Regions from separate parts of the Mus musculus genome. Here regions 2, 3, 4 and 5 are each linked to region 1. The links are chromatin loops, found by intact Hi-C in ENCODE. Cell type or tissue: heart. All regions are shown on one strand.

The links. Peaks named below come from ENCODE experiments on the same cell type or tissue, not always from the same donor. Only the 100,000 strongest peaks of a DNase experiment are listed, where the experiment ranks them.
Region 2: a loop joins it to region 1, with 5 times the contacts of the local background. A loop is called at or near these places in 10 of 42 quality-filtered maps.
Region 3: a loop joins it to region 1, with 5 times the contacts of the local background. A loop is called at or near these places in 31 of 42 quality-filtered maps.
Region 4: a loop joins it to region 1, with 7 times the contacts of the local background. A loop is called at or near these places in 21 of 42 quality-filtered maps.
Region 5: a loop joins it to region 1, with 4 times the contacts of the local background. A loop is called at or near these places in 6 of 42 quality-filtered maps.

What each region holds. Positions count from the first base shown.
Region 1 is chr13:31,789,984-31,794,983 of GRCm38, forward strand. No RefSeq gene overlaps it. Among named protein-coding and RNA genes, the nearest start is that of Foxc1, 14 kb to the right of the region's middle. In heart, no CTCF peak of the experiment used is centred here; a DNase peak (open chromatin) is centred at 2,738; H3K4me3 peaks cover 979 bases; H3K27me3 peaks cover 716 bases.
Region 2 is chr13:32,796,718-32,801,717 of GRCm38, forward strand. It overlaps a transcript of Mylk4 not described here. Among named protein-coding and RNA genes, the nearest start is that of Wrnip1, 2.8 kb to the right of the region's middle. In heart, CTCF peaks have their summits at 609 (motif pointing left), 2,613 (motif pointing left) and 4,305; no DNase peak of the experiment used is centred here; H3K4me3 peaks cover 522 bases; H3K27ac peaks cover 607 bases.
Region 3 is chr13:32,678,819-32,683,818 of GRCm38, forward strand. No RefSeq gene overlaps it. Among named protein-coding and RNA genes, the nearest start is that of Mylk4, 100 kb to the right of the region's middle. In heart, CTCF peaks have their summits at 2,505 (motif pointing left) and 2,704; DNase peaks (open chromatin) are centred at 1,553 and 2,503; H3K4me3 peaks cover 193 bases; H3K27ac peaks cover 384 bases; H3K27me3 peaks cover 235 bases.
Region 4 is chr13:32,294,554-32,299,553 of GRCm38, forward strand. The region is part of intron 1 of Gmds (GDP-mannose 4, 6-dehydratase); the gene reads right to left. Among named protein-coding and RNA genes, the nearest start is that of Gmds, 41 kb to the right of the region's middle. In heart, a CTCF peak has its summit at 3,109 (motif pointing left); a DNase peak (open chromatin) is centred at 3,138.
Region 5 is chr13:32,781,166-32,786,165 of GRCm38, forward strand. It overlaps Mylk4 (myosin light chain kinase family, member 4), which reads right to left and starts at 2,799. Exons shown (of 15, transcript NM_001368880.1): 1 at 2,614-2,799; 2 at 393-663. The coding sequence starts at 551. In heart, a CTCF peak has its summit at 2,104 (motif pointing left); no DNase peak of the experiment used is centred here.

The DNA of each region.
Region 1 (5,000 bases):
CTTGCTTTCTTAGATAACCCTGGGGCCACCAGCCCGGGGGTGGCACTTCTAGGAGTGGGCTGGGCCCTCCAACATGAATTATTAATTAAGAAAAACCCCTACAGGCCAGTTTGATGAAGGTATTGGTTTCAATTGAGATTCCTTCTTCCCCAGTAACCTTAGCTGGGTCAAGTTGGTGAAAAACTAGCTAGCCGGGTGGCCACTCATGGTCCTCGGGGGAGTAACAGTAGTCGCTCTACTGGTCTGTGTAAATCTACAGCTGCCAGGAAGCTCAGAAAACATCAGCCAGCTAAAGTGAGATTGGCAGAAGGATGCCTAGCTATGTTATAGCCTGGCCAGGGTGAACTACTCCCCGCGCCCACTTCCTCTGGCCAGGCACCTGGGTCAAATGAAAACGGCTCCACCTTCTCACAGACTCCTCCCTGAGAATGAATGCATGCACATATGTGGCGTTCATGCGAACCACACAGATGCCTGGAGAACACTAGTACAGACTCCTCTGAGACTCATGTACCTGAAGCCATTCTTTGGACTTCCTCTCTACTTCGGGCTTGAGCCAGCCCGTGTTTTGTTTTGTTTTGTTTCGTTTTGTTTTGTTTTGTTTTGTTTTTCAGAACACAGGGACAGCTCTGCCCACCCACATTCCATCTCATTCCACATACTGACACCAAAGGGACAGCCTGCTGTGGTAATGGGCTATATATTAATGTAGGGAATATGGTGTCCTGATGGGACGTATGGGGGCAGACTGGTCCAAGGGCCCTGTTATAGCATGTGTAACTTTGCACCCGTCCAAGCCTCTGATGCTTCTCATGGAAACAGCAGTTCAGAACCAAGGGATGGGATTTCTTTTTTTATTATTATTATTAGATATTTTCTTTATATACATTTCGAATACTATCCCGAAAGTTCCCTATACCCTCCCTTCCCCCTGCTCCCCTACCCACCCACTCCCGCTTCTTGGCCCTGGCATTCCCCTGTACTGGGGCATATAAAGTTTGCAATACCAAGGGGCCTCTCTTCCCAGTGATGGCTGACTAGGCCATCTTCTGCTACATATGCCATGAGCTCTGGGGGTACTAGTTAGTTCATATTGTTGTTCTACCTATAGGGTTGCAGACTCCTTCAGCTCCTTGGGTGTTTTCTCTAGCTTCTCCATTGGGGGCCCTGTGTTCCATCTTATAGATGACTGTGAACATCCACGTTTGTATTTGCCAGGCACTGGCATAGCCTCATACGAGACAGCTATAACAGGGTCCCTTCAGGAAAATCTTTCTGGCATATGCAATAGTGTCTGGGTTTGGTGGCAGATTATGGGCTGTATCCCCAGCTGGGGTAGTCTCTGGATAGTCCATCCTTAGCTCCAAACTATGTCTCTGTAACTCCTTTTATTGGTATTTTGTTCCCTATTCTAAGGAGGAATGAAGTATCCACCCATTGGTCTTCCCTCTTTTTGATTTTCTTGTGTTTTGCAAATTGTATCTTGGGTGTTCTGTTTCTGGGCTAATATCCACTTATCAGTGAGTGTATATCTAGTGACTTCTTGTGTGATTGGGTTACCTCACTAAGGATGATATCCTCCAGATACATCCATTTGTCCAAGAATTTCATAAATCCATTGTTTTTAATAGCTGAGTAGTACTCCATTGTGTAAATGTACCACATTTTCTGTATCCATTCTTCTGTTGAGGGACATCTGGGTTCTTTCCAGCTTCTCAGAGACACTGAAATTAATAGAGGAGAAAGTGGGGGAAAGCCTCAAAGATATGGGCACAGGGGAAAAATTCCTAAACAGAACAGCAATGGCTTGTGCTGTAAGATCAAGAATTGACAAACGGGACCTCATAAAATTGCAAAGCTTCTGCAAAGCAAAAGACACCATCAATAAGACAAAAAGGCCACCAACAGATTGGGAAAGGATTTTTACCAATCCTAAATCTGATAGGGGACTAATATCCAATCAAAAGAGCTCAAGAAGATGGACTCCAGAAATTCAAATAACCCCAATAAAAATGGAGTTCAGAGCTAAACAAAGATTTCTCAACTGCGGAATACCAAATGGCTGAGAAGCACCTGAAAAAATGTTCAACATACTTAATCATCAGGGAAATGCAAATCAAAACAACCCTGAGATTCCACTTCACACCAGTCAGAATGGCTAAGATCAAAAAATTCAGGTGACAGCAGATGCTGGCGAGGATGTGGAGAAAGAGGAACACTCCTCCACTGCTGGTGGGATTGCAAGCTTGTACAACCACTCTGGACGTCAGTCTGAAGGTTCCTCAGAAAATTGGACATAGTACTACTGGAGGATCCAGCAATACCTCTCCTGGGCATATATCCAGAAGATGTTCCAACTGGTAAGAAGGACACATGCTCCACTATGTTCATAGCAGCCTTATTTATAATAGCCAGAAGCTGGGATGGGAGATCTATTGATACTAGTTTTGCCCACCTTGGAGAAACAAGCCACTAATGTAGACCTCAATTAGATACTATGGTGTTCAGTTACCTTGATGGCTAGACTCTCTCTGAGGGTTCAAGCTTAAGCCCAAGACGCATATTGCCACTCTAGACTCAGCAGGAAAACTTAGCTTGTGAATGCCATGCAGCACCGCCAGGGATTTGCCCAGCCAAGCCCTAGTGTGAAAGAAACTGGACTTTTTCTAAGTCTCCCAGGTGCACAGCTCCTTCATTGCCACTAGATGACGCCAGAGCTCCACCCCATTTCCCGTAGTTGGTCCGTGAAAAAGGGCCCGCCGCTTGGATTCCTGGAGGCCGGGTGGGGGTAGGGAGCAAAAAGGAAGATGGAAAGGTGGGAAATAATAACTTCCGTGGAGGCATATATAAGAGCACAGGCTCCTGTCTTTCATACTGAATTCCAATTATAGTTTACTTTCAAGTATAAGTAGACACATGGGTAGAAAACCTGACAATACAATTTACAGCAACTGCACACGCGACATGAAACCCTAACTAAACAGCACTGTTTACATACTGTGTGCCGAAAATTGGGTGCAACGGATTTTTTTTTTTTTGAACGACTTTTTCCCTGTAAATGATAAAGGGTAAAAGACGTCGTGTTGGCTGCACTGAATAGAGCAAATTTGTCGATTCTTCATCCTTTCCCTGGTCTTAGAACAATTCTTCTATTTAAGATTGACATATATAAGAAGCCTGGCTCTTCCTTCTCATATAACGTCACAGCAAAGCTCCAACAATCAGCTTGCCAAAGGATAAGACCTCATGAAAATTCTCCTACTGAGGAAGCCAGAGTCACCTCTGCTACAAACTCATGGACACACACACACACACACACACACACACACCCAGAGAAACCAGAAGAACAGCCTAGACAACCAGCCTCCCTGGGCCGGGCCCCCTCTTCCACCACAGCCCCAACCCCCCTTCCTGCTGCCATGCTTCCCAACAGATAATATTCCTGCAAATGACAGGAGAAGTCTATATTCCCTGCAACTTGGGCCTGAGCCCCTCTCACATTAGGTTAATTCACCGCACCTTCATTTTGTGAATCAGCAAATGTTATATAAACGATTTACCGTTTTCAAGCTGTGATAACATCAGACCCCAGGGAGATAAAGGGCTTTGTGTGAAACCCAATGCCCGGTGATGGGAGTAAGCAAGGCTTCTTTTCTCGCTCTGGGAGCTTTAGGCTTGGTTATCTCTTCCCCCTCACCACATTACTTCAGGCCGTTCACACCTCTCCTTCCCCCACCAACACTGGCTTCTTTCTCTTTCCAGCCTTGTCTATGGGGACTTTCTGGAAGGCTCTAGATGGGATCTTGTGTCTCAGGTTGCAGTCAGTCTCCAAATTCCATCTGCCTACACTGCAATCAACAGCCAACACCAACTCTCAGCTAAGCAGTGATTTCACAGGCAAAAGCCTCATTCCTCTACCTGGAGGATTGCTGAAATTTGCATTTTGACAGGTTTTTTTTGCCTAAATGAACCTTGCAGTAGCCCAGAATCCACACTGGAGAAAGTGTTCACCCTCTGTTCTGCCAACCCCAGAAAGCTAATGTTTTTGTTAATGCACATGCAGTTGACTTCAAACTTTGTTTGGTTAATGAGGGGGGAAAATGTCTCAAATGTATGACTTCGAGATAGTTCCGGGACCCAGAACTTGTCCAGTGTGCTTGGGTTCCACTCCACAACATTGCAAGAAAGGTAGAAAAAAATCTCTCCGTTGCGAGCCATCCAGCGCACACTACGGCAGATGAAGATATCATGTGTATTCTTGATAACTTATGTGCACTTGTGGATCTAAGTAGCCCCCGAGCTATGTAAAGGACAGTGTTCCCAGCCTTCCACAGATGCTCTGCTTCCGGTAAACCTCAGTGTCTAGTTGGAAAGCCATAGAACCATTTCTCGTTCATCATAATCTTCGTTTTAAAGTTTCCTATCTTGGAAATTTCTCTTTTCAGGGATATTTTTGAAGGTTCCCCACCGAGACTGTATTGTGCATTCCCTTCTTTATGATTTCAACAAGACACACATATCAATGTAAAATGGGGGCACAGCTAAGCACTTCATGCTGGGCCTTGTGGCCATCTTTTGATACATATGCAGCTAGAGACAAGAGCTCCGGGGTACTGCTTAGTTCCTATTGCTATTCCACCTATAGGGTTGCAGTTCCCTTTAGTTCCTTGGGTGCTTTCTCTAGTTCCTCCATTGGGGGCCCTGTGGTCCATTCAATAGCTGACTGTGAGCATCCACTTCTATGTTTGCTAGGCCCTGGCATAGTCTCACAAGAGACAGCTATATCTGGGTCCTTTCAGCAAAATCTTGCTAGTGTATGTCGGCCATCACTGCAAAGAGAGGCCCATTGGACTTGCAAACTTTATAGGCCCCAGTACAGGGGAACGCCAGGGCCAAAAAGGGGGAGTGGGTGGGTAGGGGAGTGGGGGAGGGTGGGTATGGGGGACTTTTGGTATAGCATTGGAAATGTAAATGAGCTAAATACCTAATAAAAAATGGAA
Region 2 (5,000 bases), 1.0 Mb after region 1:
AGAAAGAAATGGGAAGGGTTTGCTAAGATTCTAATATCCTTTTCAAAGGCGCCTCTCCAATGACCTACTTCCCACTAGGATTCAGCTCATAAAGGTTCTTTCATCTCCCGACAGTGCCACAGGCTGGCAAACAAGGCTTTAGCAGACGAGTTTTGGGGGAACGCTCCAGAGATCCCTTTGCTAGCAGTAAGGCCCAGGGCCAAGGCATAGCGCTCCATACCCTCCTTTCCTCAAATAAAGGCATGCCACCCTCTCTCGCTTCTGTGTGTTCATCACCAGGAAGTTCCACTGCGTTTTTCCAAGTTTCAACCCTAGGGAACACTGGGCATTGCATATTTGCATAACACAGACATCTTATTACTCAGGAAAACCCCAGGTTTGTAAGATCTGTGCCAGCTAGAAAAAGATCAGATTTTTTTTTTAACTGTGCTACAAATTAAATTGGCTAAAGACTATGTATAAAGCAAATAAGCACAAAGCTCTTTGAAGATGTTTTGCGGGGCCTACCTACCTCTAGAGCCTACCAGAACCAGCAAAAAAAACATGAGCTATTTCTAATTGAACATGTGTGGAAGAAACCTGCTCACTCAACTGATGCCCCCTGCTGTTACAGACTCACATAAAAACAAGACACTTCTCACTGAAAGGAGTTTGCAAAACATGAAACCTGGGACAAAGCATGACTGTCTACCCCTGAGCACAAGAACTCTGAGTGGTCCCCCTTCTTAACCATCTGGTTAGTAAGCAGTTTTTCCTCTCTTCCTATAAACCGCACCTAGCTCAACAAATGGCCTGCACACATTTGAACAGGCTTCCTGTGTCGATCTTTAACAGAAGGCCTTTGTGTTTTACCACACAACCAATCTGGTGCCACAACACTGACTTTTATGTGCACGACACAGTGGACTGGCATTCCCAGTGTCAACCTAAAAGTGAGAGACCAAATCTTTTAAGTTCAGACTCCATTTTAGAGAACTTGAACTCAGGTGAACTAACAGGCCGGTACCTAACATTAGTTTCCAAGTTACCTCCCAACAAAACCTGAGCCTAGCTCCAGTTTCTAGGCTGACCCCCAACTGACAAGCATCTCCAGGTTAATCTCCCCCAACAACTCAGCGTTTCCAGGTTAACTCCCAACAAGCCCACCCCCTGCCAACGACCACCAATGCAGAGGGAAACAAAAGTTAAGTTTATGGTTTGACTCCCAGCACCAGCCAATTATGTTAAAGACCATAGTTGCTTCCCAGTTAGATGCTTCTCAGGCTAGAAACACTCACCTCCCACTTGTTGCTTTCTATAAAGCCTCACCCGGGTAGATATTCAGGGCTGCTCTCCACCAAAACCATCCTGTGTGTCAGCAGTGGGCTGAGGGGCCTGAGCCAGCTCCATTAAAGGACCTGTTGTGATTTGCACTGAATTGGCTCCTGTCTGTTTATTTATTTATTTATTTATTTATTTATTTTTAAAGATTTATTTATTATTATATGTAAGTACACTGTAGCTGTCTTCAGACACACCAGAAGAGGGAGTCAGATCTTGTTACGGATGGTTGTGAGCCACCATGTGGTTGCTGGGATTTGAACTCTGGACCTTCGGAAGAACAGTCGGGTGCTCTTACCCACTGAGCCATCTCACCAGCCCATTTTTTTTTTTAAATTTTATTTATATTTTTTATTTTTTGGAGGGGAGGGGGTGTTCACTAACACTTCCCTGGCAGTACAAAAGCACTTAAAACTACTAGGAAGTCACAAGTATGAAAAAATTAACTCTTAAAAATCCATGCATTTTTATATCAATAAAGGTAAGGAAAAGCGTTCGAAAGTCCTACTTGCAGTACCAAGAAAATATCTACAATATGTTGGGATACACGTAATAAGCAATGTGGCATAGACTCAAGAAAATGCAGGAACGAGACACTTGAGCTTTGGGTAGGGCAGGAGAATCATGGAGCAGTAGCAGCAGATGACCATAGGGGTAGCTTTGATGAAGGTGACTGAAGATGGCTGAGATGCTTGCCAGGTGGAATTAACTAGACTTGAAATGAGGGCGTAAGACAATGCCCAGAGGTTCAGCATCCCCAGGACGCTCACAGTATCCAAGAACAGCAGCATGCCACTCTGGTTATACTCACTTCTGAATCAGACGGTCTATTCCAGTCTTTAAGGGCCCCACATTCTCCACTCTGACTTCTGAGGCAGGAGAAGAAGAGGGAGAAGGAGGAGGAGGAGGAGGAGGAGGAGGAGGAGGAGAAGGAGGAGGAGGAGGAGGAGGAAGAGGAGGAGGAGGAGGAGGAGGTATACACAGCTCAAAGTAAGCACTCAAAGACAGATGGAAACCATCAGAGCCTCTTTAAAGGAGAAAATCAATTCTAGGCTTTTGGTTTGAAAACATTTTTTTTTTTGTAATTTTATGAGCGAGTTTACATGTATTTGTATTTATGCTGATTTAAAAATAAATTAAGTTCGGCTAGGCAATACAAATTAAGGAGTGATTTTTTTTTTCTTTTTCTTTTTCTTTTTCTTTTTCTTTTTCTTTTCTTTTTCTTTTTTTTTTTTTTAAAGTCCTTGCTGGTATGGTTTAATTTTTTGTACCATCACCACCTAGTGGAGAAAACCTTGAACTTCAAAGAGCTAAGGTTTGAGAAGAAATGCAGGGAGGGGTATTATACTAGTCTTATTTCTTCTGTTCTCACAATGAACTTTGAGGTCATTTTCTTCCTTAATATTTGGAAATGGGGTCAGAAGTTAAGTAGCTTTACCAAGGGCCACAGTGTGACTCACTCAGTTCCAGATAACTTGAAATTAAATGTAGTTCATTTTCACCATATAGCCATTCAAAGGGCTCAACTCTATTCTTGTCTTTGTGAGTAAGTTATGTATCTCAATATGGAGAATTGCCTTATTTATACGTGTGAAATGACATGTGCAAAAGGACTAAGATGAAGATAGAGTAGAACACATAGTATGTACGAGACCCTGGCTTAAATCTCTATCACAAGACAATGGAAGCAAGGAGAAAAAGGGGGGCGCCCAGAGACTGGATTCCCTTCCTTTATCCCTGAAACCCCACTTCTTCCTCTATGAGCCCACGACTTGTTTCTCTTTGAATCTACTATTCTTGCATCTTAGTCATTGAGGGTTGGTCATGTGCACTGTATGTTCAGATCTGATTTCTGTGCCCAGAGATCCAGTCACTGTATGGATGCTAGCACTGTCTTGATTATTGAACCATCTCCTGTATCCATGTTGTGTAACGAATACTTCCCAGAGGCTGGAGAAATGGCTTAGTGGTTAAGAGCACTGACTGCTCTTCCAGAGGTCCTGAGTTCAATTCCCAGCAACCACATGGTGGCTCCCAGACATCTGTAATGGGATCTGATGCCCTCTTCTGGTGTGTCTGGAGAGAGCAACCGTGTACTCACATAATATATATATACATATATATACATATATACATATACATATACATATATATATATTTACATATATATATATATATATATATTTAAAAAAAAACGCTCCCCAATCATCTCTGATTGGGTAATAACAAGCTGACCAGCCTGTGGCTGAGCAGAGGAGATAGGAAGGCTGGACTTCTGATCTCAGCCAGGTAGAGAGAGAAGGAAGAGAGGGACAAGAAGACCAATGTTTGCCATGAGGTTGATATGAAAGAGCAGTCATGAGGACACACATGGACCAGAGTGAGCCAGGGGAAGACCAGATTGGCATGTTAACAGGGCATTTGTCTGGGTATTATCAGCCTTAGAGGGTTAGAATAGCCCAGAATGGTCCAGCTTAGGCTTGCTTCTTGTTATTAAACTTAATAGTTCTTTGTGTCAGCTATTTGGGAGCCAGAACGGGAACAGATGAGTTCTACACTTAGGTATGTAACAGAATTTGTAACTCACGTCACATTAGCTATTGCCAGTTTACTTCATAGCATAAGATAACTAAACCTTCAGTGGGAAAACAGTAAATAAAAAGTTTCTACTGTAACTTGCTGTATACTGTTGGGTGGTAAAGTAAATACACACTCAAATTTTGACAAGATTCATAAGTCTTTGCTTTCCCTTAACACATTTAATTTCTGATTATCAGCAATAATCAATTATAATAAAATTTTGATGTTTTTGGTAGCCCCCAGGTACAGGTTGAGAATTCCAGCCTTAGCAACTTAACAAGTCACACTCCTCTCAATCTACCTATATGTATTTAAATATTTTAAAAGATGTATTACATTTATATTTACATGTTTTGCCTGCATGTATGACTGTGCATTACCTAGGTGTAGTGCCCCCAGAGGCCAGAATAAGGAGCCAGATCCTCTGACCTGGTGCTGCAAACTGAAAGAGGAACCTACAATAGCAGCAAGTGCTCTTAACTACTGAGCCACCTCTCCAGCTCCTTTTGCATCTTTCCAAGGAGTAACTTACAGAAAAGCATAATAAAATCATAAGCAGTAATACATGGATGTAGACTACCACACTAACTTTTTAAATTTGCTTTTCAAAAGTAAAAATACAATTTTGTATTATGTAGCCCTGGCTGACTTGGAACTCAAAATGTAGACCACGCTGGCCTCAAACTCTGAGATCCACCTGTCAGTGCCTCCTGAGTACTAGTATTAAAGGTACACAGCACTACACCCAGAGAATATACATTTATAAATGCCTATTGTACTCATTTCCTGCTCCTGTCTGCTGGAAATACCTTTAAGGACTGCCTGCCATCATTTTGTTATTGGGATACAACGGTGATTTTCAGTTTACGACTATTATATCAGCTAGAGATAACTATTAAGCAAGTACTTTGGGCGACAGGTCCTAAAGTAAAATTAAGGGGCACAGGGGAGGGAATCCCTTTTATTGCATTTCCTTGAGCAGCCTTCGGAATTGAACTTTGTCTACCTGTGTAGCTCTTGTGTGTTTATGTCGAAGCCCTTTCTCCAGCTTCCTAGGCACTTCTGGGGTATTTCCACTTCGTTTTAGTTTTATTACAAAT
Region 3 (5,000 bases), 890 kb after region 1:
GTCTGAATGCAGGAAGGGTAGGTGTGCATCACAGCAAGGACCCCTTTATTATATAAGTGAGACCTCAGGATGCGTTTGCTCTGCAGCAAGCTCTCATCCTGACATGCAATGCCTAGAAGTCACTATCTCATCTTTAATCTTCTGACCTCCCTGGATATCAATGTCTTCAGATCTTGCAACCCAAATTCTTCTTCTATTATCAGGGCTCTGTCAGTTCTCTTCAGGATTATTAAGCCATTAGTCAACGTGCATTAAAATCAAATCACAGCCTCTTCCACTAGGACCTCATGAATATTCCACAGCCAAGTCATAGTGCGAGTCTCTGCTCTGACTCAGAAAAGGAAATCAATCGGAACACAACAGATTTTGCTCAACAGTAAAAACAAAGCCATGCTCACTGAGGCTCTAGGTGCCAAGTATTGTAAAATCACTCAGCTCTGCCCTCAGATGCCTGTGGGGTTGTTTACTGGCGTTTCAGAAAGGAGAAGGGACACTTCAGATTGGCTGGGAGTGTGGCGCTGTTTGTTATTGTAACTGATGAAACTTTGCCTAGTCTTTTTTTCCTTCTTCTTATATTTGTGTCTTTCTGTCTTTCTTCCCATCTGTCTGCCTGTCTTCCCACCTACCTATCCATCCATCCATCCATCCATCCATCCATCCATCCATCCATCCATCTACCCACCCACTCTATCTATCTATCTATCTATCTATCTATCTATCTATCTATCTATCTATCTATCTATCTATCTATCTATCTATCTTGAGGCCAGAGCTGTCTTTGAACTCCCAATCTTCTACCCCAGTCTCCCAACCACTGGGATTACCAGCACAGTCATTCTTCATCCCTGAATAGCCCCAGAGGATGGCATTTGAGTTGTTGCTTTATTTTATCAAATCTATGAAGTATTTTTTTTTAAATAGGAAGAAAACATGAAAATAAGAGGGGAGGAACACAAGGTTCTAAATCTGAAGTCTGACTTCAGATTCCAAAACTATTCCCATCAGCTGTGACCTGCATGAGTCAGAGAACTATTGAGGACCTCAGTTTCCACATCTACAGAATGGGTGCAATAGTACTTATCTCCTCTGATTATCTGAAATGTAAACTCAATGATTTATATTCCAGACATCTAGAAGCAGACTCAGAAAGTGGTGAAGGCTTTAAACAAATTGCTTTTAAACACCCCAAGTCATCAGAGAGACTCACTTTCCACACACTTGCTCCTGTCAGGGTAGACAAACCCCAGGAAAGTTTGTCCCTACTTTCCAATGCTCTGACATGGGTTGCGAGGGCGTCAGGGAGGCTATGGGAACGGACAGAGAATGTTCTTGCCACACATCCAGGTTTTAGAATGTGCACCAACCTGAGTCACAAGTGCATACCCCCGCATGCCACTCCGGGCCATCTTTCCCTGCCAATGCCACCCACCAAGGCCAGAGCCAGGTGGCTGTGAGTCAAACCTGTCTTCACTTTGACTTGGCACCACAGACCTTTTGAATGGAGTCCACAAATTCGTGAGACAAAAATAGGCTAGCTAGCCCTCACCAGGCCTTCATTGTTGAGGGATGACGGTTGGCTGGTGGTTACACAACCGAAACCTGGGCCCACCACGGAAACGCCAGCTCAGCCATACACAAGGCCGAGCTCTCTGCCCACGGCAAAGTCCTTTGTTCTTTTTTTTTTTTTCTCTCTGACACGCCCCTACCTTCCATTCTTCGGAATCCAATTGTTAGAAAGTTGACAAGCTAGCTGGTGACAGGTCTCCTTGGACAGCTTTCCTGTCTTCAGATAAGGAATGGGGAGCCTCAGCGGGGTGTCATCCATACCCAGACCCCAGTGAAGGAGAGGGATACACAGACACCCGTTCTACACCCTCTGGCTAATCTTAGTTCTCTGGGGTCTCAGTTGTCTTTTCTGACATAACACCGCAGGAACCCATTAGTGTTTTATTGTGCTGTCAACTATTCCTGGTCACCTTCCCCACCACCTCTTACAATTTTGTAGTAGAGAGAAAAATTTCAATACGCTGGTCTTGTTTTTAAATTTTAAGAACACAATAGTTTGAAGCCAGAAACAGGGCTGGACCGAATGCCAGGGCTGATTCTGGCCCAGAATGCCTTGGCTACCAGGGAGTGCATAGGTTGTTAACGTTCAAAGTTGATCTTTCCTCTTATGAAAATACGTTCGTGCAGGCACCCCACTGAACACAATTATTTTTCCTGCTTGGTGAGGAAGACTCCATGCTCTGGTCAGGTCTTGTGCCTCCATGTTTTTTCCCTATACCCCTTTGAGCACACCCGTCAGTCCACCACCCTATCCTTTGAGTGGTTTGTACCTCTTACTTGTGCTTACTTCTGCGAGGTTCTCTGAAGCAACTGGGAACAGGGAGGGGAAGAGGAATCTGCTGAGGAATAGCGCTTTTAAAATAAAAAAATAATAACACGAAGTATTATAAGCACTAGAGGCTGGAAAGAGCTTGTGAGTCCCATGGGGTGGGGCGCAGCGTGCTAGTGAATGACAACATTGCCCTCTGGTGGTCTACTTGAGTAAGACAGCCATAGGTTGCAGGCTGGACGTGGGGGGGGGGGGGGGGCTCTCACTAACGTTTCCCACTAATCCCAAAGAAACCATAATTGAACAATGTAAGGAATTCCCCATGAGGCCCTGAGGTTACAAAGACTCAAAGAAGAAAAAACTCATGTAAATATTCAATTGTTTTAGAATGTGTTTCCTTTCCTTTATTTTATTACGTTTTTATGTCTAGTTTTCACATTGTGTACTCCATCTATAAACTCATAATTTAGGCTCTCCAGGAACCAGAAACCGGGCTTCACTACTCTCCCCTGTGAGAACCGTCAGTGGTGAGCAAATGTGTAAGTGTGATGAAGCCTCTTTTCCCAGGCTGGCCCTTTAAAGTTCCAATGGCTCGGTGTAAACTCCTCCAGTTTAGGGTGGGAAAAAACCTGCTGTGTGCTTGGGAGTTGGGTGGAGGACTGGAGTCCAGAGCAGCATATTCCTTTTGTTATTTTTTCACTCCAGGCAGTATAATCCTAGATACTTAACTCTCTGTCTCCATAAACGAACAGATTACTGATTCTCATTCTACCAGCTTTTCATGGAAAAGAAGGGCAGTGTTTTGTTTTATTTTATTTTTTAAGTGCTTGTAGTTTCTTCCAAAGGAACAGCTTTGTGAGAACCAACTTCTGCAAATTAGAAAAAAAATACTGTATATCAGTGACAAAGCACCAGAGCTAAGGCCATTGGCGAAGGCTTGCCCCACCAGCAATCTGGACATGGAAATCTGAGGACCCAGAGCTACACAGAGAGTTCAAGGCCAGTCTGGACAACATGAGGTCTATCTCAAAACAAAACCCAAAAAGCCAGCAAGGCCTCATTGTGGTTGGGCATTTTCTTGCGTGGGATATATTTGCCCGATCAGTAAAAGAGTTGCTCTTGAAAACAAGTGATGCTTCATTTTTGGTTAATTTTTAAAGATTTATTATTTGTGTTTTATAGGCATAAGGATTTTGTTTACACGTATAACTACGTACCACATGTGTGCCTGTTACTCAGGGAAACCAGGAGTTACAAACAGCTGGGAGCCACCACATGGATGCTGGGGACTGAGCAAGCATCCTCTGCAAGAGCAGCAAGTGCTCTCAACCACTGAGTCATCTCTCCAGACCCAGACAAGTGATGGTTTGGAATGAAATAACGAATAATGCAACCCAGAAAAAGAAAGAAATTCTAAATGAACACAACAAGGAATGTGTGTGAATGCCACACTATGCTCTGCAATCTCAGCCTCTCCCCACTGTGGACCTGGCAAGTGATGGCCCAGAGTGAAATGGAGGGGGGCGAGTGTGGCTCCTCTACCATGGAAACGAGTGTCCACTGCTTTAACGGGCATCTTGTTTTTGTAATGGTAGCAAAATGTACCTAATATAAAATTGCCCACCCAGTTTTAGAGCCAGTCACCATCCAGATGAGCATTCTTTTTTTTTCTTTTTTATTGGATATTTTCTTTATTTACATTTCAAATGTTATCCCCTTTCCCAGTTCCCCCTACTCCTGGAAACCCCCTATCCCATCCTCCCTCTCCCTGCTTCTCTGAGGATGCTCCTCCACCCACCCACCCACTCCCGCCTCCCCTGCCCTCGATTCCCCTATACTGGGACATCAATCAAGCCTTCATAGGACCAAGGACCTTTCTTCCCATTGATACATGCATGACAAGGCCATCCTCCGCTACATATGCAGCTGGAACCATGTCAGATAAACATTCCTACTGATGTGCAACCACTGCTGCTATCTAGCTCCTGGAAACCTCACGTGTTCATCTAGCGTTCTGCATTCTGTCCTTGTGGATCTGACCACTCTGAAGTGGGGTGACAGCACTTGCCCCCTCATGACTGGTGTATTTTGTGTAGCACTAAGTCATCAACTTCTTCGAGATAGCAAGCACCACAATTTCTTTCCTACTTGAGACTGAATCATACCCCACTGATGCCCGTCCATTTACCTGTCAGTAGACACTGATCGCTCTCCTGCTTAATCTAGTGTAAATAACACTGTGATGGGGATAAGTAGAGATGTCTGTTCAAGACCCTACATCCAATTCTGTATCTGTTTAGTAGAACTGCCAGGCTGTTTCTCACATCAAAATTTGACAAAGCAGAGAACTCTGTATTCTCCTGCCCTTGATCAAACTTGGGATTTTCTGTTTCTTGATCACATCCACCTTGAGGTGGCTTGGCTGCCTGCTTCTGACTGATGTGACACTCTTCCTAGGAGCTTTACAAAATGGCAGTGTCTCGTCTCGGTGCCTCGGAACAGAACGCAATGCGTCGTAGTGGGCGCAGTTAGTCATGATCTCCTGAAAGCCAGCTCACGGTGAAACACAGCCTTCCCCAGAACTACCCATTCTTTCTGCTTCCCTCTACTGCTGCACCCTAGGCCTCGCCACCTAGAAGTAGGCTGGGAGCAGACCACTCAGACT
Region 4 (5,000 bases), 500 kb after region 1:
CTGCTGAAAGGAGCTCAGCTGAGTAATGCCCTTGGGCTTAACCACAGGCTCTCAAAGCCTTCATTCCCAGCACTGAAAGGGAGAATCTAGGGATTTGTGGAACCATTTTGGCTGTCACATCACTGGAATACTAATAGTACTGGTGGATGGAAATCAGGAATGATATAGGTCTCATGACATCCAGGACAGCCTAAAGCTATCCTGAATTCATTATGACTAGAAGTCTTTCTGAAAAGTCATGTGAGTAAAAGAATGTATTGTCTGAGAATAGACACTAACTTGATTTTTATATAGACATGAAATATGAATTGCAAAGTGTGTGACTTTAAAGAAAAAGGTAAGAAATATTTTATTACAAATTTGACCATCTCAAAAATGATGACACAGGCTGAAGAAATGACCCAGCAGTTAAGAACACGTGTTTCTCTTGCAAAGAACTTGGGTTAATTCCCAGTACCCACATGGTGGCTTACCCCATCAGTAATTCCAACTCCAGGGAATCTAACACACTCTTCTAGCCTCTGTAGGCACCAGGAAGGCACATAGTGCACATACATCCATTCAGGCAAAGCATTCATACACATAAAAGTATGTTTTTTAGAAAAGTTATAACACCACCGACATACCACTACTGCTAGAAGAAGAGCCACCAGCCTTCAAGCACATTACCAAATGTTCCAGTGGCAACACACTGCCCTCAGTGCATGAATTGCAAGTGCTCCAGACCAAGAAATTTGTTTCACTTTTTGTTGTTAATAGAAATATTAAAAAGGCTTTTTAAAAAGTTATGTGCAGTTAAAGGAAATTATCTAGGGGTTTGGGGTTCAGCTCGGTGGTAGAGCACTTGCCTAGAGAGTACAAGGCCCTGAGTTCAATCCACAGCTCAGAAAAGAAATTATTACACGCTACAAATTTCACTCCCTAACCAGAAAACTGGCAAATTCCCACAAAATGGGCCCCTGAACACCAGAATGGAAGCTTAGTTTAAGTTCGGGGAGGGGGGGACCATTATAAATATCACCTGTCTTTCTTAATTTGTCATGATACAAATCAAGTTACTTGGTTCCCATGTCCTGGGAAACCCTGACCTAATCAGTGCTGTCAGCAGTTTGGACTGAGGAGGAGGAGGAGGATCTGCCAATCAAGGCCCCTCTATACACTGCACATCTCAATTCTCTTTTAGTTCAAATATTACATTTTAAATTCACAGTAATCTCTGAAGCAACATACCAACAAAAACTATAAAGAATTTTAATACAAGAAATGACATTAAAATGCAAAAAAAAAAACCCTTCACATATGTGAGACTTTTAAGTTGTGGAAAACAACCTCATCATTCTTAAAGATCCAAATTAGTTCCTAATACAGCACTGTCACTGTTGACATCTGTCCCGTGGGGTCAGACCCAGCACCTCTCACATGCTATATAAGAACTGAGCTACACCCCACTCTGAACAGTTTAATAAAACACACACAAACTTGTAGTTTAAACCTGATAAACAAACATAATAACAATAAATTGTACCTTAAACCATTTTCTATGATTTTTATTCTCCTCTTTATTAATCAACATTCTGCAGCCTAATCCCTTTATCACTGTAGCAAAATGGTTCCATATGCAAGCCAACCCAGGGTCCCTAGGTTTGAAAAGAGCTACCACAAATATATATTTTGGTTGTTGTGTTTTCCTAATCACGAAGAAAGGGGAAAATTCAAACAGCTTCCTTTATATAGTATGAACAGAGGAGTTCTTTAAAACCACATTAATTCCCCTGGCAAATATAAAGACCCTAACAAAGATCCATTGTTTCAGTTTCTTAGTTAGTACTTGACTAACCATGCATAAAAGAGAGACATTAGCATAGTTAACTGAATATATAAATACGTTCAGACTCAGTAACACTATTTCTGCCAAGCACAGTAGCTATATTTAATAAACATCATGCTGTTAGCCACAGTCACTTCTTAAACTGTCATTGGAATTATCAACTTTTACCATAAAGCAAAAGAAAACATTATTTTTAATAACATCAGTAAAGACCTTGGTTTCTTTTCTAAGATAAATGTACTTATATGAAATTGATAGGAAAGACCTTTCTGCAAAAAAAAAAAAAAAAAAAAAACCAACCTATATTTTATACAAAGAAAACAGACTTTTCCTATTCTGTAACAGAAGTGATAAAGCCTAATGACTCTGCCTAAAAATTGTGACCTAAATAAACAGGAAAGTGGACATTAAACTTTTGAGGTATGTTACTTTCCAATATGCTTTAAGTTTACCAAAAGAAAATTTAATTCCAGGGATTCTGAAGTTAAGAAATAAAAAGTATTAAAACCAAAACTATGATGTCTTGGACTGCTAAGGGGAGTATACTTGAACTTGGGTAGCATACTTGAACTTTAATGTATACATATGCTAAAACAGAGTAAAAACATATTTTCAGACTTTCTCCTGACATAAGTGGAAAGCTATATGGAAACTTTCCATGGCATGAATAACTACTTGATTTTTAAGAGAGAATATTAAATCTATAAAACTGACATGTTAATTTCCTAGCTATAGTGTACCTTCTTTATTTTCTAAAGAAGGCACGTAGAGAAATAATACAGTATAAACCACCTCATAATTTGCATTGAAAAGGCACACCTAGGGCTAGAGATGTAGCTCAATGAGACAGTGCTTGCCCATATCATGCGCATGAGGCTCTGGGAGCAAACCCCAATACTACAAAAAGAAGTAAAGGGAAAAAGGAAAAAATATTATTTATTTGTTTTATCTGCAAATGTGGAAATTAAAGGTCAAAATAAGTCATAAATATGTTAACTGTCAGGACATTCCAAGATTATTATTTATCTCAGCCAAAAAAAAGTCAGTCTGCTGTATTATTCTCACAGAGGTGTCTGTGTCAAAACCTTGTAAATGTCAGTCAGTGATGACTCAAAGCTGTAGTGATGATTCTGCTGCAGCATTCTAAGAATATGTGGAAATGCAAATAAACTCCGACAATGGCTCATATCATATCAAATGCCCTATCTGAAGCACAGCAACTTTAAGCAAAACTTAATGAGGACTAAACACAGCAGACACTATATACTGGAGCCACCTGGTGGCCTGTTTTCCTATAACACGGTAAACACTGGGTCCTGTGCATACAGCATGACGCCTTCAGTGCCTACCACCCAAGGAAGATTGTTCCCAAAAGTCAGTGAGGGTGAGCACCGCAAGCCCCAACACCATGCCGACGCACTAAAAGTGCACCACTAAGTAGGAAACACATTCCCCAAAAACCCACTCTAGGCATCTCCAAGTTGTGTTATATTTTCTCAACATAAATCCAAACCAACTCAATAAGTGTTTTAGAAAATCTTCTTAATAAAAATATAAGTAGCAGCTTATGATTTCCTGTGGAATTTGCTTCTTGCCTAGTTCCAGGAAGTTCAGGAAAAGGCTAATTTAACTTCTAAACGATCATGGTCCTGTCAGCAACACAAAAGTAGATAGTGCACTGATCTTTCATTGTGGGGCACAGGGACATTTGCCTGTAGCCACAACTACTAAGACAGGCAAAGGCAGGAAGATTACCTGAGTCCAAAAGCTAAAGACTCGTCTAGGTAGTATAGCAAGAATCAATTTCTCTCCCTCTCCCTCTCCCTCTCCCTCTCACACACACAATACACACAACACAGAAACAAATACACAACATGAAATAAGATAGATAACTAGGAAAAGGAATGGACTAGGAGTAGGAAAGGAGACATGATAATGGGTCAATATGATTGACATACATTATGTACATTATGAAAATGCCATAATGAAGCCTACTAGTGCATATAATTAATATATGCTCAAAAAAGTCTTTTAAAAAGCCAAGGATAAGGTAAGCCTTTGAACTATTAAGTAGGTGAAGTCTATAGCAGTCTCTAGCCTCCTACAACTCCCTCATTCCTCTTCAGTGTAGAATCAATAAACTCCACATTAAAGAAATGCAATTAGGAAGCTCACATAACCATTATAAGCTCTACTCCCACCTCTGGATGTACTGGGATGTGTACCAGACACAGATGCCAAAGGCTTCCCTCCAGGCTCCTCTCAAAGCATGCCACATTCCTGACTCATCCCAGAGATTCAAAGACCACATAGCTCATTGAGTGGAAATGCTGAATGGAAAGAAGGCTTCAAAGGATGCCTCTCTATTCATACCCTAGCCCAGGTCCTCAGTGCAGGGTAGACTGCTATTAAAAGACTCGTTTCCTGAGGAAAGTAGACAGTTTCAGGGAAAGACCATTTGGCTGGTAGGAGGGGGCTTTGTTGCCAGCTGTTCTCACAGCCCTACTCCCTGTGTGGTCTCCAAAGTTGCTAAACCTGACCACTTCAGGGGCCAGGTCTATAAAAATGAAGACATTTCCAGTAAAAGACCTGCTTGGCTCTACACTGTTCCACTTCACAAGGGAACACTGTTGCTAGAGAAGCTCTGGCTTTGGTGTAGGCATATCAAATGTGTGATGGACACTTGACATTTACCCCACGGAAAACCTAAGTATCCTACTTCCTGGAAGCACTCTAAACAGGATGGCAAGGCTGTATTTTTGTCGAATTTCCTAATTGCAGGTGCCCCTTGACACAGCCAGCATTAGGAGATCAATGGCAGAGCTGTTGTAAAGTCTAAAAGACAGTATGAATAGCCAAGTACTGTCACCTATAAAGATGGAAGGCACTTTCTCCTCAAGGTGTGATCCAGAAACAACACAAATACAGGTAGAAGATAACACACACCAGAATCAGAAGGCCTGGGTTCAAAGGAAAACAGTGTCATTTATCAGAGAAGTGCTGCACAGAGTCAGCCTTCCTAGCCATTCGTGCCCTGTCTATAACCTCATATCTGGGACTACATACAAAGAACAGGGGCAGAAAGGCGAAGTAATAAACTCAGGCTTGATAACGGGTTTGCTTTCCCTACAAAGATCCAAACACTGGTGAGAAGCCAGTATCCTCATTCACA
Region 5 (5,000 bases), 990 kb after region 1:
AGTTTCCAGCCCAAACCTGCGTTTTACATGATCCTTCTCTGAAACACGTTTTCTATAGCATATTCCATTAATATGTATGTATGCACTCATGCATGTTTGGTTGACAGGGGTGATGATATGGAATCGAGGGCCTCCAGCAGGTTATGCACATCCTTTATCACTGAGCTACAGTCCCCAGGAACTCATTTCAACACTCCTCAGCACTGCAGGGAAAATGCACTTTCAGAGTCTTCCAAACTATCAACCCAACTCAAGGGTAGAGTTTACCCACAGTCCTCAGACAAGTGGAATGGAAATCTGTTTTGCAAGCTTCCTTCCTCCTACACACACATGACAACATTGAACTTGAACATAAAAGGCACTGTCCAAGAGGTAAGGTAGAACATGGTTACCTCATTGTCTCCAGACTGCAGGTCCAGATCCCCCGAATTCTCCTCCAGGAAGCATTTCACCTTCTCCACCTCCTCCATGCACTGGAAAAACGCCACCTTCTCCAGCGGGTTGCTGCTGTGGCACGAGCTGATTTCTTCCAGCCTCTTCACCTTCAACATACTGGTGGTGAGCCTGATCAGGCTGCTGTCAGGAGTGGGGCTTTCATCTCCCTCTGTCTCAGATTTGTAAATGAGGACACAATCATGACTGCTCAGCACTCCCTTCTCTTGACTATAAAGAAAGGAAACAAAGAAACAAAACCTTCAGGTCACTTATTCTCCATCAACTTCCCAAATCAGGAGCAACCTGGATATTCACATGGAAACTTTTTCCACTGCTAGAACTTTTAAAAGGAAAACAACAATTTTTATTTTTATTTTTATTTTTATTTTTATTATTTTTTTTTTTAGCATTTTCTCAGAGATTCAAATAGTAAGAAGTACCATGCCAGGTGGCTGTGCGCATCCTTCACTGCATTAAACAAGACATACACTGAGAAAAAGTAAGAAATAGGACCCCAGTGTTGTTTATGCAGTATATTTCAAATTGGTTATTCAAATAAACCACAGGCCTTTTACACATAGGAACATCTGGGAAAATCCTTTTGTAAAAGGAAATTTATATCATCTAGGTTAAGAAGTAATAGATGACTATAGAGGTTCTTCTGTCTGGTATATGCCCCCTTCAGGAAAGACTGATTCACTGCTGCTTGAAGAAGAGACAGTGGGCCTCACACCTGCCTTGAACAGAGATGACCATGGGAGGCTGACATCTGAAAGGTTTCACTTGCAGCCGAGATGTTTGTGCACTTTTCTTTGATCTTCCTTCCTCCCCGCGCCCAAAAAGTCCAAAATTCAGTCTCTTCAGGCTTTCAATAAAGGACCAGGATGCTGTCCCCCCCTTTGAGTTTCACACTCCCATGCTGTGAGGGGCATGTTTTGTTTTTGTTTTTGTTTTTGTCTTTGTCTTTGTCTTTGTTTTTGTTTTTGTTTTTGTTTTCTAGATGTCTATTTATTAACAGTTTTTTTTTCTTCACAAACTAAAATTTAGCCAAGCTGCAGGACATAAGGGGCAAATTAAAAACTCTGACACCATGTCAAGTGGCCGGTTAAAACACAGTATGAGAACTGGGGTTTTAGACTTCGATGGCATGGCTTTCTCCTCACAGCCCTACAAGAAAGAGAGGTTGGTCTCAGAAGAGGGAATTCCTCTTCCTTTGGAAATTGTGACTCCTTCTTGGGCAGTGTCACCATAGGGATTTTCTGCCTGCATCCTCTTTAAGGTATTCAGTGCTAGGGATTAAACCCAATAACCCACACAAATTAGGCAAACACCTCTACCTCTGAGCCACACCCCACTCCTCTTGCCTACATCTTAAGACATTTGTATTGATTTTTTTTTTCCTAAAAGAAATTCATTTCAGAGGAAGAATACAGCCACTTTTCATTGCATCTTTACTAACAGCTGCACACTGAGCTCGGCTGCCCATGCTCTCTCTAAAATACTCTCCTTACAAATTCAGTAATGTACACGCAACAAAGTAACACTTAATTCTAGACACATAAATGCGTCTGTGTATTTATGTATTACTTGGCTATACAAGGAGACAAAGATTAAGACAAGATTTGAATTTGGGCTTTCTAGTGGCTAGCCCCTGAGGCCCCCTGCTGGAAACTCGCTGAAGTTTGTAATAATCATTTCTCAATCTCCCAGTGGAACTTCATTTTTACAATTCATAGAGTAAAATAACCTCCTAGAGTTATAAGGTATTTTAAATACTCTACGAATTTGTATATATTGCCTAAAGAACTTACATTTTAAAAAATGCAGATAACATCAACTAGAACTCTACAGGTTCATTATAGACCATTATTAGTATTTTTTTTTAACATTTTCTTGGCAGGAGGAACTTCTTAAAATAAGAAGACAGATGCATTTCTGTTTAATGGTGAACTGTGGTTAAGATATAATGTTGAATTGCAGGTAATACCAAAAATAGACTAGGAAGCCTCAAAACTTGACATATTAAGACAGAAGTTTAGGTTTAGCACACAATCATTCAGTACAGAAATACCAAGCACTGAGCTCTGCCTGCAGTTTGGAACGACTTCTTGTTAATTAAAGCAGCACAGAGAGAAAAATGCAACTGGATCAGTTCTAACAATAAACAGAAGTGATTACCATCTGTAGGAGGACATCCTGGAGTCTGACCCACTCACTCCGCAAGTAGAGGATTCTTTTCGGCCGATAACAGGGATCTGCAGAATTCAGAGGGACTGCAGGACTCTGCAGTAAGAGACTTCACTCTCAGTGGGCAGAAGTCATCTAGCAAGGCAAGTGTCTACCACCAGAGGAAGTGTCTTCCCTCTCAAATGCCACGCCGAGCCCCTGTTTAAACCAATGTGCTCCTTGAGCTCATGTTGCTCAGCTGTTCCTTCCTTAGTCAGATGGGGAAGAATATTAATTTTAGATGCCAGGCCTTTCAAAGCTGATGGCTCCATTTCAAAGGTCAGGTAAGGAGAGGATGAACTGAGAACACTGGATGAAATATCACCTTTACCTTCCCCTCTCCGCCCCTTGTAATTACCGGGCTGGATTTGTGCTGGGTGGTCGCATACTCCTCTCAGACATGATTGTAGCTGCCAGGACGAAAGGAATGGGAGCTCAAAGTCCCAGGAACATTTGTCTTGATGACTTTGAAGTGATTCGAATGTAGTATGGGGCCTTCTGAATGCATTTAGTGAATAGTGCTTAATTTACTCCATCATAATACTATTTGAAAAGTCTCCAACTCTCCCTAGTTCAGGGGGAAAGGCAAAGGCATATATATCCAGGAAGGTACAAAGACTAGAGGCATGTTTCTCACAGATTCTTGTGAGTAACACTGCAACTCTTTCCAAATTATCATGAAAACAAGCACCTTCCCAGGTCTACTATTCATAGATGTATACACTTGATATGGAACTTCCATTGCTGATAAGCTAAAACTGACATTATAAGCAGTCTCTAATTGTTTACAACCCAGACAATTGTCACGTCTTGTTTAGCCTTTATGAAGTCCTCTGTGTCCCATTGCTACACAGGTAGCCTCTGGCCCTTTGCTTGTGTGTGTGTGTGTGTGTGTGTGTGTGTGTGTGTGTGTGTTTAGATCAATGTTTCTAGTCAAGACAAAAATGAGTGTTTTCCATTTTAAGTAGTATTTGAAGGATTTTAGAAGAATCTTATTTGAAAAGCAGAACTGTTGCTATTTTTTTAGGATTCCAAAACTTAGTTCTTCAGGAAGATACATTATTCCACAAAGCATTCTCAAAAGGCTGAACTGACTTCAGGCTACCAACTTCTATAGGCATGTGTATGAATGCTGACAACAACAAATCTGTCTCAGAATAAGGAAGATGTATGTGGCCATGCCTCCAGTCAGACCAAAACAAATAAAGTCATGATTCCTATATCCTTGGCTCTTAGTCACAAGCATTAGAGATTCGGGGCCAGCAGATGCACTATTATTAACAAAACCCAATAGTTAACTTTCTCCACCCCCCCCCTCGATTTGGTTCTAGAATCCCATGCATGCTTTCACATTTTGTTTGGAGCCAACAAGATTTGTGATGGATTAGGCACAGGGTATAAAGGGGAGACCATAAACTGGATGATTTACAGATTCCTTCTGCATACCTGAAAGGACAAAGGTGAAGTGATATGAGATGACTATGGAAGGCCATAGAAACAGGCTCCCAACATCATAGAAACGGAGATCTACATATAGGGTGTAGGTTGGAGATGCAGATTTGTACAGCCATGTACATATGGATATTCCCATATATAATATATACTCAGCATTTGCTACTTAGTCATCAGAGAAAATAATTTTGATTGTATCTATGTGTCCTAGCTGTCTGTCTTATAAACTTTGGCATCAGTGACACAGTTCTGTTAAGTCATACTGTTCAAGCTTGATGGTTTGGAATACAAACTATCTGGTACAATAGTTGACCACAACATTTAATTGTCTAGGTGCTATGTGCATGCTCATATCCTTGCTAGCCTCAGGACCTAAAGTCCACCACAGACTCTGAAATGCTTAAAGATGCTCATTATGCCTAGAAAAACTAAAAGTAAAGGTATGAGCAGTCCCAGCACTCCAGTGTTTCCTTGACATTTTTGGACTTATATGACTTCTAAAAAATATATACAGAGGAAAACAGCCTTTCACAGAGCTAAGAAATCCTTGATTGTAAAACCAAATTCTGTGTTAAACTGGATGTCTTTATCCACTCCGCCACCTTTCCCTCTCTCCGCTTATCAAGGTTAAGGAAACATCACTGAAGCAGAGGCGATGTAAGAGCTGGAGTGTATGAAGGACGGCTGTGATGCACTTCATACTTATGTACCCTGTGGTTACCTTCAAAAGACCTGCACAAGATGAAACTGGCTGTAAGAGTGTTCTCCATGATTCACCCCTCTTTAGCAACTGCTTCTGGGGAAGGGAAAATCATTCCTTTTAGAAAGAAACAATGTTGGGAGGGTGACATGTTGGAGGAATATGGGGAAGTCGAAAGAGGGAAATG